Regions from separate parts of the Homo sapiens genome. Here region 1 is linked to region 2. The links are chromatin loops, found by intact Hi-C in ENCODE. Cell type or tissue: heart right ventricle. All regions are shown on one strand. Links, peaks and the distances in the headings refer to the core of each region. The heading gives the core; the rest is flanking DNA.

What was found. Hi-C counts contacts between places; a loop is a spot of excess contacts. Peaks named below come from ENCODE experiments on the same cell type or tissue, not always from the same donor. Only the 100,000 strongest peaks of a DNase experiment are listed, where the experiment ranks them.
Region 1: a loop joins it to region 2, with 2.0 times the contacts of the local background. A loop is called at or near these places in 1 of 110 quality-filtered maps.

Annotation. Positions count from the first base shown.
Region 1 is chr6:22,831,770-22,837,156 of GRCh38, reverse strand. No RefSeq gene overlaps it. Among named protein-coding and RNA genes, the nearest start is that of LINC03005, 120 kb to the right of the region's middle. In heart right ventricle, for the core only: no CTCF peak of the experiment used is centred there; no DNase peak of the experiment used is centred there.
Region 2 is chr6:22,923,660-22,929,046 of GRCh38, reverse strand. No RefSeq gene overlaps it. Among named protein-coding and RNA genes, the nearest start is that of LINC03005, 210 kb to the right of the region's middle. In heart right ventricle, for the core only: no CTCF peak of the experiment used is centred there; a DNase peak (open chromatin) is centred at 2,228; H3K27ac peaks cover 3,554 bases.

The sequences.
Region 1 (5,387 bases), core at 271-5,270, 92 kb after region 2:
GCTGGCCCGGCGGGAGGCTGACCCCCCCCCCTCCCGGACGGGGCAGCTGGCCAGGCGGGGGGCTGACCCCCCCCACCTCCCTCCCGGACGGGGCGGCTGGCCGGGCAGAGGGGCTCCTCACTTCCCAGTAGGGGCGGCCGGGCAGAGGCGCCCCTCACCTCCTGGATGGGGCGGCTGGCCGGGCAGGGGGCTGACCCCCCCACCTCCCTCCCAGACAGGGCGGCTGGCCGGGCGGGGGGCTGACCCCCACACCTCCCTCCTGGACGGGGCGGCTGGCCGGGCAGAGGGGCTCCTCACTTCCCAGTAGGGGCGGCCGGGCAGAGGCGCCCCTCACCTCCCGGATGGGGCGGCTGGCCAGGCGGGGGGCTGACCCCCCCCACCTCCCTCCTGGACGGGGCGGCTGGCCGGGCAGAGGGGCTCCTCACTTCCCAGTAGGGGCAGCCGGGCAGAGGCGCCCCTCACCTCCCGGATGGGGCGGCTGGCCAGGCGGGGGGCTGACCCCCCCACCTCCCTCCCGGATGGGGCGGCTGGCCGGGCGGGGGGCTGACCCCCCCACCTCCCTCCCGGACGGGGTGGCTGCCAGGTGGAGACGCTCCTCACTTCCCAGACGGGGTGGCTGCCGGGCGGAGGGGCTCCTCACTTCTCAGATGGGGCGGCTGCTGGGCGGAGGGGCTCCTCACTTCTCAGACAGGGCGGTTGCCAGGCAGAGGGTCTCCTCACTTCTCAGACGGGGTGGCCGGGCAGAGACGCTCCTCACATCCGGGACGGGGCGACAGGGCAGAGGCGCTCCCCACATCTCAGACGATGGGTGGCCGGGCAGAGACGCTCCTCACTTCCTAGATGGGATGGTGGCCGGGAAGAGGCGCTCCTCACTTCCTAGATGGGATGGCGGCTGGGCAGAGATGCTCCTCACTTTCCAGACTGGGCAGCCAGGCAGAGGGGCTCCTCACATCCCAGACGATGGGCGGCCAGGCAGAGACGCTCCTCACTTCCCAGACGGGGTGGCGGCCGGGCAGAGGCTGCAATCTCGGCACTTTGGGAGGCCAAGGCAGGCTGCTGGGAGGTGGATGTTGTAGCGAGCCGAGATCACGCCATTGCACTCCAGCCTGGGCACCATTGAGCACTGAGTGAAGGAGACTCCGTCTGCAATCCCGGCACCTCGGGAGGCCGAGGCTGGCGGATCACTCACGGTTAGGAGCTGGAGACCAGCCCGGCCAACACAGCGAAACCCCGTCTCCACCCAAAAATACGAAAACCAGCCAGGCGTGGCGGCACGCGCCTGCAATCGCAGGCACTCGGCAGGCTGAGGCAGGAGAATCAGGCAGGGAGGTTGCAGTGAGCCGAGATGGCAGCAGTACAGTCCAGCTTCGGCTCGGCATCAGAGGGAGACCTTGGAAAGAGGGGAGAGGGAGAGGGAGAGGGAGAGGGAGAGGGAGACGGAGACGGAGAGGGAGAGGGAGAGGGAGAGGGAGAGGGAGAGCTATTTTGAATTCTTTATCTGACATTTCTAGGAGTTCTTTTTGATTGGGATATGTTGCTAGACAATTGTTTTATCTTTTGGTTGTGTCATATTTCCCTGCTTTTTCATGTTTCCTGTGGTCTTCCACTGATATCTGTGCATCTGATGTAGCAGTTGCTTGTTCCAATTTTTTGAAATTACTTTTGTAGGGGAGAAATTTTCCCTGAGGTTGTATGTATATTGTTGATTAATGTAGTTTGACTTTGACTTTGGGTGCCTGTGGTAGTGTGATCTTTGCATTACTTCTTTGGCAATACACAGAGTCAGTGGTATCTGTGATTTCCTCAGTTGCTTAGGGTATAGTTATTAATTCAAGTAGTGGTGCAATTTTTGGGGAGGACTTGGATGTAAACTGAGCTAATCTTTGGGCCCTGGTGGTGGCAGCAGTGGGGTAAATATGCCCTGTTTAAGGCCCTAGAGCAGTTTACACTGGCTCTAGTGTTAGAGGGTCCTGGAGATCTGATTCTTGAATCTTCAGGTGGCTTGCTTAGAAACTAGAAGTGGAAGAGGTGGACCAGGTATGTGGGTTGGTTCTTAGACCCTTGGGCAGCTGAGTTGGTGTGGGTGATGGTTGTAGCAGTGGTGTAGCCACCCACTGGTACCCAAGAAGTCTATGCTGGTGTAGCTGAAAGCTGTGATGTGTTGGGTGGGCTAGTCCCTAGTCCCCCAGCTGCCCATAGGAGGGTAGTGGCTATTGTCCAAAGTGTGCTTAGGAAATCTTTGTCTCCCCATCTCTTCCCTGGCTGGGTAGTGTGGCTGTAATCACATTTGCTCAAACTCAACTCAAAGGTGGGGCACAGCCCAGTGTTAAACCCTCAAATTGGTGCAAACTGTGGGTTTATGAACAGAAAGGGCAGGGCCCCTCTTAGATGAGCAACATGGGTAAGATGCTGTGGTCAGTATGGTTCACTCAAGTCTCAGTCTCACAGTAGCCCATGATAGTGTGGTGGGTATTGTTCTAGATAGGAGAGCCTAGTTTCTTTGTTCCTCCTTGGCCAGGTGGTGGCTGCAGTCATGCCAACTTGAACTCAGCCCAACCATGGGATGTGACCCAGGATTAAACCCTCAAAATGACACCTTGGGCCTGAGACAAGGGAGGGGCCTCTCCTAGGTAGGCAGGATGAACAAGAAACTACAGAGTGTGCAGTCCACTTGCATCTTGGTCTCACAGCAGGCCACTGCAGGTCAGTTGTTATTGTCCTAGATGTGTAAAGGAGCCTGTCCCTTCTTGGCTGGGTGACAGATGCAGCTACATTAGCCCAAACTCAGTCCAAGGTGAAGGGGGGGTGAAGTCCAGCATTAAACTCTCAAAACGGTGCCTTGGGCTTGGATCGAGAGAGAGCAAAATCCTTCTTAGGCAAGGAGTGTGAACAAGCAGCTGTGAGGAGTATGGCTCATTCACATCTCAGTCTCAACAGCAGCCCAAAGCAGGGCAGTAGGGACCCTATCAGGGGTTTGTGGGATGACAATCTCCTCTCTGCCTCCTCAAGGCAGTGCAGCAGCAACAGCCATTTCTGTAGATCACTGGTATCTAGGTTCTCAAAATGGCTCTCAGCTGAAGCTGCTCCAGGCTTAGATGTTGATGGGATGCTGCATGGGTTCTGTTTCTGGAGTAACATCTCTGTGAAATCTTTAGGCAGTGCTGTATGTCAGGCTTGAAACCATAATGGGTCTGTTAGCAGTGCTGAATCCATACATGTCTGCAGCAAACTCAATTCTTGCCTCCTTGAGGAAGCAATGTGGCCAAGGGGCATAAGGCAGAAGGAGAGACTGAGGCAAGTTTTAGAGGAGGAGTGAATGTTTATTAAAAAGTTCTAGAGCAGGAACAAAAGGAAGTAAAGTACACTTGGAAGAGGGACAAGCAGGCAACTTGAGAGACCCAAATCCTCTGTCCAACCCTTGACTTGCAGTTTTATACATTGGCATGATTCTGGGGTTTCCATTTCTCCTCCCTCGATTTTTCCCTCGGGGGCTGTCCACATGCACAGAGGTCACATGCGTGGTGTGTTTACTGAAGTTGTGCCCATGCTCATTTGAGGCGCTTTTCCCTTACCAGTTGAGCATTCCTAGAGGAAGGTCATATACCAGTTAAATTCCACCATTTTACCTCTTAGTGCACATGCTTGAGCCTTCTCACCCAACTCTTGAGACCTTATCAGGAAGCTGCTGATCACTAGCTTCAAGAGTTAGCCGTTCCCTGGCACCAGCTGTGACCAATTACTATTTTAGAGAAACAGTTTAACAACTGCCTGGCCATCACCTGATGATCGCCTGACATTCCTGGGTGGGGGCCTTTCCTCCCCTGCTCATGTCTGCCTAGCTACTTACTCTAACAGGTCAAAGGTTTCTCCTGTAGCCAAGATTATAAAAGTTTGTTTCAGAACGTGGAGCCCTGGGGGTTTCTCTCTTACTGATTCCCCATCTCCAGGAACCTCTTTTGGCTCTTAGTCCCCGGCCAGGCAAGCTGCCTCAAAACCTCTCCTTACTTACTTCTGGTGCTTTCTATCTCTGGTGAATGTTAGTGTTCTCTCCTAGATGATCTCTTCAAAATATCTCTACTTACTATTCTGGTTCCTCTCCGTGGAGGATGCACATACTACCTGCATCTAGTCAGCCATCTTGACCTCAACCTCTCTTCTAGCTTTATAATTCTATGGTTTCCTTCATGTTGTTAAGAAATTCTCACTGTCATATAACAAAATCAATAGGAGAATACATTTAAAACTATTCATTAGAGCTTCTCTGGAAGTCTGTTTCCATGTGACTAATACAAAATAAACAGTATTATAAAAAATTGAAAGGTGAATATATAATGTTTTGTTCCATAGTTGCCATAGCACTAGGTTATGTCCGCACATGAATAAACAATCTTATATAATAATTTATTCAAGAAGGAAAATATACATATGGGGTGATAATGGGGCCCTGTTGCTCTGGCATACATATAAAAGGAAGGCTAAATTATTTTTATTTTAACCTCCTGCCTTGAGATATTATACTCATTTGTAATAACCCTAATCTGTCAGTCATTATTTTCTTCTGTATCACATTGCTATTTAATTTATGAATTGGAGAATAAATGCCTAAAGCATAATCTCTGCGCAGGGTGGTTTATTCCCTTTGATCCCAATCTGATAAGAGATAAATCCTGTTAATTAATAGTTGCTGAAGAAGCTGACAAGAAAGGTTGGATCTGGTGGGATTGTTTGGGAAACTTTTTAAGGCAAATCATAATCCTCATAAAATATTCCTTAAAGATGGTAGCTATAAATTATACCTACTTTCCTAAGTTACCAATGAGCTAGAAAGATTTGATTTTTAATGCCTTTGCATCATAAAATATCTTTATGCTTTTTAAAAATATTATTTCTGTTTTATATCTTCTTGTTTTTATTTTCTCCTAAGTAACTTTGTCTTCTTTCTAAGAGGGCATAATGAATGACACACAAACCAATGATAAACGACAATTTACATATCAATTATTTGTGTCTTTGGTTTTCTCAATGACTGTACCATATTTCCATGAACAACTGATCTAAGGAGTAGGTAGATAGACTGTAATGATTTGGAAAATAATCTATGTAGTAGCTGGCTATCTGAATCAGTCTAGTCGGTACCATAGCAAAGATCTACATAAAGCATCCCTCAGTCTATAAAGAACCAAAGCTGTAACTGATGACATATATTCCATAGCATCCATTCTACATTTCTATCAATGCTTCCCACGTGGCCTGAAATGAGCAAGATGCTTAATAACTGTTTTTTGAATAAAGAAAGAAATTAGAATTTTTTATAACACTCTTTTATAATGACAAAACGATGAATTTTTCAAAGAGTTAAATAGCAAAATAATATTGGCATACATATT
Region 2 (5,387 bases), core at 207-5,206:
CCTTGCCTTCTGTTTAGTTGGTCAATGGTAGGCTCTGGCAGGAGATGGCAGAAAAGGAAGAGAATGAGGCCAAGGGGTTATTATCCTCATTCCTTCCTGCTGGGTCTCTGTGATTGCCCTGTCTCTTTCCCAAATGCCACAGCCAGGCCGAAGACTGTCTCTCCAGGCACACTTTCCCAGTCCTGATAACTGTTTCCTCCTTTTGCCCTTCAGGTTTATAGCTCAGAAAGTTTTCTAATCCTAGCTTCAGGATACTGAATGTACCTTAGTGATGTCCATAAAACTGCACATACATTTTAAGTAGCACTTTTGTTGAATTACCCAATCTCACCTGTCTCTTGCCAGTCCCTTATGGATATACTGTTTGATTTTAATTTTGTCATCTTGTTATATGCATTCATTTTCATTTCTTCACTTTTTACATTTTCTTCTATTTTGCTTTGGGATCTCTTTCAGTTCTGTTTTTAGCAGAGACATGCTCTTTTTAGTTCTACTTGAGATCAGCACTTAAAGATTTCCCACCGTTCTTAGAATTACATCAAAGTACCAAAACCTGTAACAAAATAATTATATATCCCCTTTTCGTTCAAATAAGCGGTTTGGCCTTCTTATCTCTTTCTCTGTTTTAGATAATTTAATCTAAGATTCTTCATTTAAAATAAGCGGTTAATATTTAAAACACTACAATATTAAAAATATTTCATTTGCCCATTTTATACTGAGTGTCATGGTTATTTATTATTGTTCTTTCTCTAAACTGTTTGTCACATCGTGTTGCAACTCTCTGTTACATTGTGATGATGTAACAGCAATATCTGAATGCATCCCATAGCTAGGTCATTTACATCAGGGCTTGTTCAGGCGCCTTCAGGTCAAAGAGAATGGGGACACACGTGATTTATCTTAGATCAAAAAACAAGTTTGGATTTTGATTTTCTTATTGAGCATAGTTAGCAGTGCAAAAAGAAGGAAATGAGAGGAAAGCGCTATGCAAGGAACCCTTTCAGAGATTAGACTTATTGTGGGGTTACCAGATTTGGTAGATAATTGGGGTTAGCCCAGCAACTTAGATAGAACCTTTAGACCGGGCTTGGTGGCTCAAGCCTGTAATCCCACCATTGTGAGAGGCCGAGGAGGGAGGATCGTTTGAGCCCAGGAGTTCAAGACCAGCCTGGGCAACATAGTGAGACCCTGTCTCTACAAAAATATAACAATAGTAATAACAATAATAAACAACGTTTAGTTACTGTGTCATATGATGTTTTTAAGGGCAAGGAGCCATTTTATCCTACATCATGATTCAATGACTTCACTATTATATATTTTTATATAATCATTTCCTTATAACTTCATTTCATGCACATCATTGGCTGTGAGCATTTTGGTTATTTACTCTGTTTATAAACATGACATTTAATTGGGAACAAATACAGGACTCAGTCAAAGCCTGGTGTCTCTGGAGAAGTGTAAATATCTATATTTTGAGGCCCAACATTATTCTCTACAGCAAAATTTTCATGAAGCTATCTTTTCAACTTAAAATTTTAAGTGGTGTGGTCTTTTATGTTCCTGTTAGAGCTATTTTTATCATTTATGGTATTTTCTTGAGATATTCCTTCTGAATTGCTGTTTGAATTCTGCATTATTATTTCTTTTCTATGCAGTTGTCTTATCTGCTCAAATTCATTTAAGCTTTCCTGAGACCACAGATCTTTTCATTTATATTTCATATACATCCCATACCTAACAGTTTAATGCTGGAGACACAGAGATGTTCAATAAATATTTCTTAATTTGATTTATTACAGTTCTTATTAATTCTGTCTGCTGAGTCTGGTAGTGTATTCCCTTCCGTTTGGTATAAAGCAGACAGCACTTGATATACTTTGAAATGCAGTCCAGAGTTAATAATCTCTGAGAAACCTGATATGCTTTTATACTGCCCAGATCTCTTGTTAGAAAACTCCAGAGAATTTAAGCATTGACTTTTCTTAATCTGTTACCTCATTTGGTGTACATTCATATCTACAGCAGCATCATAAGGTGAACAAGGGCTCCACAAATCTTTGGATTTGTTTTAAATTGGCATTTAATATATATATTTTTTCTTTCTAAAAGCATTTGGGGAGAGTTCAGCTGCCAGGTCCCTTGAGCAAAATGGTTTTCTTGACACTGCTTCTGTGTTGTCTCACAACCATATATCTGGCCCTGCAACTTGAAAACAGGAAAAGGCGGGGGAGGGAGAGAAACCTTCTGTTCACTCCCAGTGGCAATCCATTGGGACTCTAAGTGCTTGAATATTTTTAATTCACTAGGAGGCTTCAAGCTATCATGGAGGGAAAAATATGCAGAAATTCTAAAATATTAAGCCAATTCCATATAAATCATAATAACGCTCTAAATGGCAGAAGCTTAACTCACATTCCCTTTTAGTAAAGGCTTAATTGTATAAATAGCTCTGTCAAATCATTTCAACTGATCTTGCCCCCAATCTAAGGCTGTATCTACACAATTCATGTAAAAATCACTGAAGGATATTATCATCATGATATATGTAAATATCCAGATGTTTGGCAGCAAGTAAAACAAACATCCAGGTGATTGGCTGAATTTTCTTTTTAATATTTTTTCCAAGTCCTTACAAAGATACTAGGAATGCAAGCAAGCTAGTTACTAGATAGTTTCATATTGAGTAATCTTATATTAACTAAAGCATTATATTTGTTACAAAAAGAAGTTAAGATTTTTCCTCAAATATTTTTGCTAAAGATACCAAGGCCTAGAGACAGAGGTCTCTTTCTGCCCCAGCATGGAGGTTGTACTAGAAAGACAGTCTGATATAAAGAAGGGTGAAGAGGTGTTTCTTCTATAATTGCTGCACATGTACTTGTGCTGAGGTGACATCCCATAGATGCTACGTTGATAAATGCTATAGGAATGCACCTGGACACCCAGAGATAAGACGACTGAATGGATATGAATTCCAAATGGTAGCAATCCCTGAGGTCATTTTGCTAGAAGCCCTTTTAAATGATTGAATGATTAATGGATATGGCAATCCTAGGAACGACAAAAAGTTAATTTAAAAGGCATTTTTTGTTTAGAAAGACTTCTTCACTTTTATGAGCATCACATTTTCTATTACTTTTTATGTGTAGTATAGCCCACTGACTTTAACAATAATTGGAAGTATTAATTGATGGCATTGATAGGACAGTCATAAAATCTAGTGACAACAGTCACTCCTGACTCTGGATGTTATTCATACCACGAGATTTCTCTGGCTTGTCACTATTCTTTCTCCACCTCAAACTGTTATTTTCCACTGACCTTTACCCAGTCTGACCCATTGTTTCACAGTTGTCACTAAAAAGGTCCTCATTTAGTTTGATTATTTAGAGAATTGTGTCCGGTAGCTGTGAAATAACAAAAGAATGGATACCACTGATCACAGTAAATTTTTTTTCTCTCTGGTTTTCAGCCACATGATAAAAACAGGATGCTTCACTCTCAGGGACCAGTGACTGGCATAACTTATCAAAGCTGCCTTTTCCCTTTCCTCTGACTTTCCCCTTTGTTTCCTTGAGGGATGTAGAAATGACATCAAACTGTTCAAAATAGTGCTGCCCTGTTATAGATGACCAAAGAGTTATTTGCTTTATTTTGAAGAAAAAATAATAGCTCTAACCTTTTGTTTTGTACAGAAAACAGACAAACAGGATATATATTTTTTTATTATCTCCAGGTTTTATCTCACCTTTCCTGCTCTTTTGAAACAAAAGAAGTCAATTTTAAAAAGCAAATCACAAATAAAGCTTAAAAAGAGAATTGCGTTACAATTTTCTCTAGAAATGTTCCAATGACATCTTACACACGGTAACAACAGATCTCATCATCCTAATAAATGATTGTGGATGCAAATCATAACTATTTTAAGGACATAGGAAAAGAAAATGGAAAAACCTCATGCTTGTAAATCAAGTGACTGTCTTTCAAAGATAAACATATTTAACTGTAAGTTTAATTTGCACCATGTCAAGTCTTTACTTTGCCCCTTTTTAGATTCTCTTTCAGCTTCTCTGAGGCAGTTAGGTCTAGATCTAGTTATATCTAGATAATTTATTTGTATTTTAGCAGAAAATTTGTATTTTAGCAGCTGTGTACTAACTGCCCGATTTGAAGCCTTCCTAAGCCACATCACCAAAATGGGACGCTGTGCTGTACCAGAAGAGGCATTTAGTCATTTACCTGGACAAACTGTTAATGCTACTTTAGAAGTCTCATCCTAAGCAATTCTCAAACATTTCCCTACTTCCTCTGATTCCATGCATATGGGTTTAACTGTGGTATCTTTCTCTAGAGCAGTGTTGTCCAAAAGAAATTTTTATAATGATGCAATTTAAAAATATTTGCACTGTTCTATATGGTAGTCTCTAACCTGTTATGACTATTGGGCACTTGAACCATGGCTAATGCACTTAAGAACTGGAATATTTAATTCTACATAAGTTAATTAATTTAAATCTGAATTTGTATAGCTTCAATTGGGTAGTGACTATCATAGTGGATAATAGAGGTTCAGAATACCTTAAGATGTACTTCCTGGTCTTGGATTTCTTGATGTGTATTAAAATAACCAACAATATTTCTGATCCTTTATTTTGTTAAATGCAAAACATGAAAATCTCTCTTCATACTGTGATGATAAGAGTATTTAATAGTTTTTGATAGTGACATGAAAAGTCTAATTTAGGGCATTTTGACGCAAAGTTTCAAAGGCCTTCTGCAGAGATATTATACTCCAACTATTTTAGTTTTTCAAAAGTATAAACCATGTGCAGTGTTATAATAAGATATTGGCAAATATTACAGTGTTTCAAAGAGTTATATTTATGAGTTCTCAAACACCAGTCAATAAACACACTTATTTCTGTGTCAACAAGTTTCTGTAGGGAGTAAAATCCCTCAGTGTTATTTACATAAGAAGATGCTTGATAGAAAGTTTCAGGTGAAGCATATTTTAAAGGCAGTGCTAGCTCAAGACTGAAAAAAATTGTTTTTGAATACTGACATGAATGACTTGGATGTTCTGAGACTCCTCATGCACATGGAGGGGATAAAAGAATTTGGAGCTGATGAATTGAGTATTTTGGGGGACATTTTCTTAGGAGAGAGAAGTATTTTAAATTTCTTCCAACCCAAAGTGAACAAAAGAGAATATCTGCCCTTTATCTCTTATTTAGGAGAAAGGGGCTTTAAGGAAATCACCAATGTGTCCCCTGTATCCTCTGATCCTCTGCAGTGCCTCCCAGCCAAAGGAATGTATGGAGGACTGGTAACTGAGTCCTACTAGAGATATATAAAGGGTTGGTATAGAGAAGGCAGAG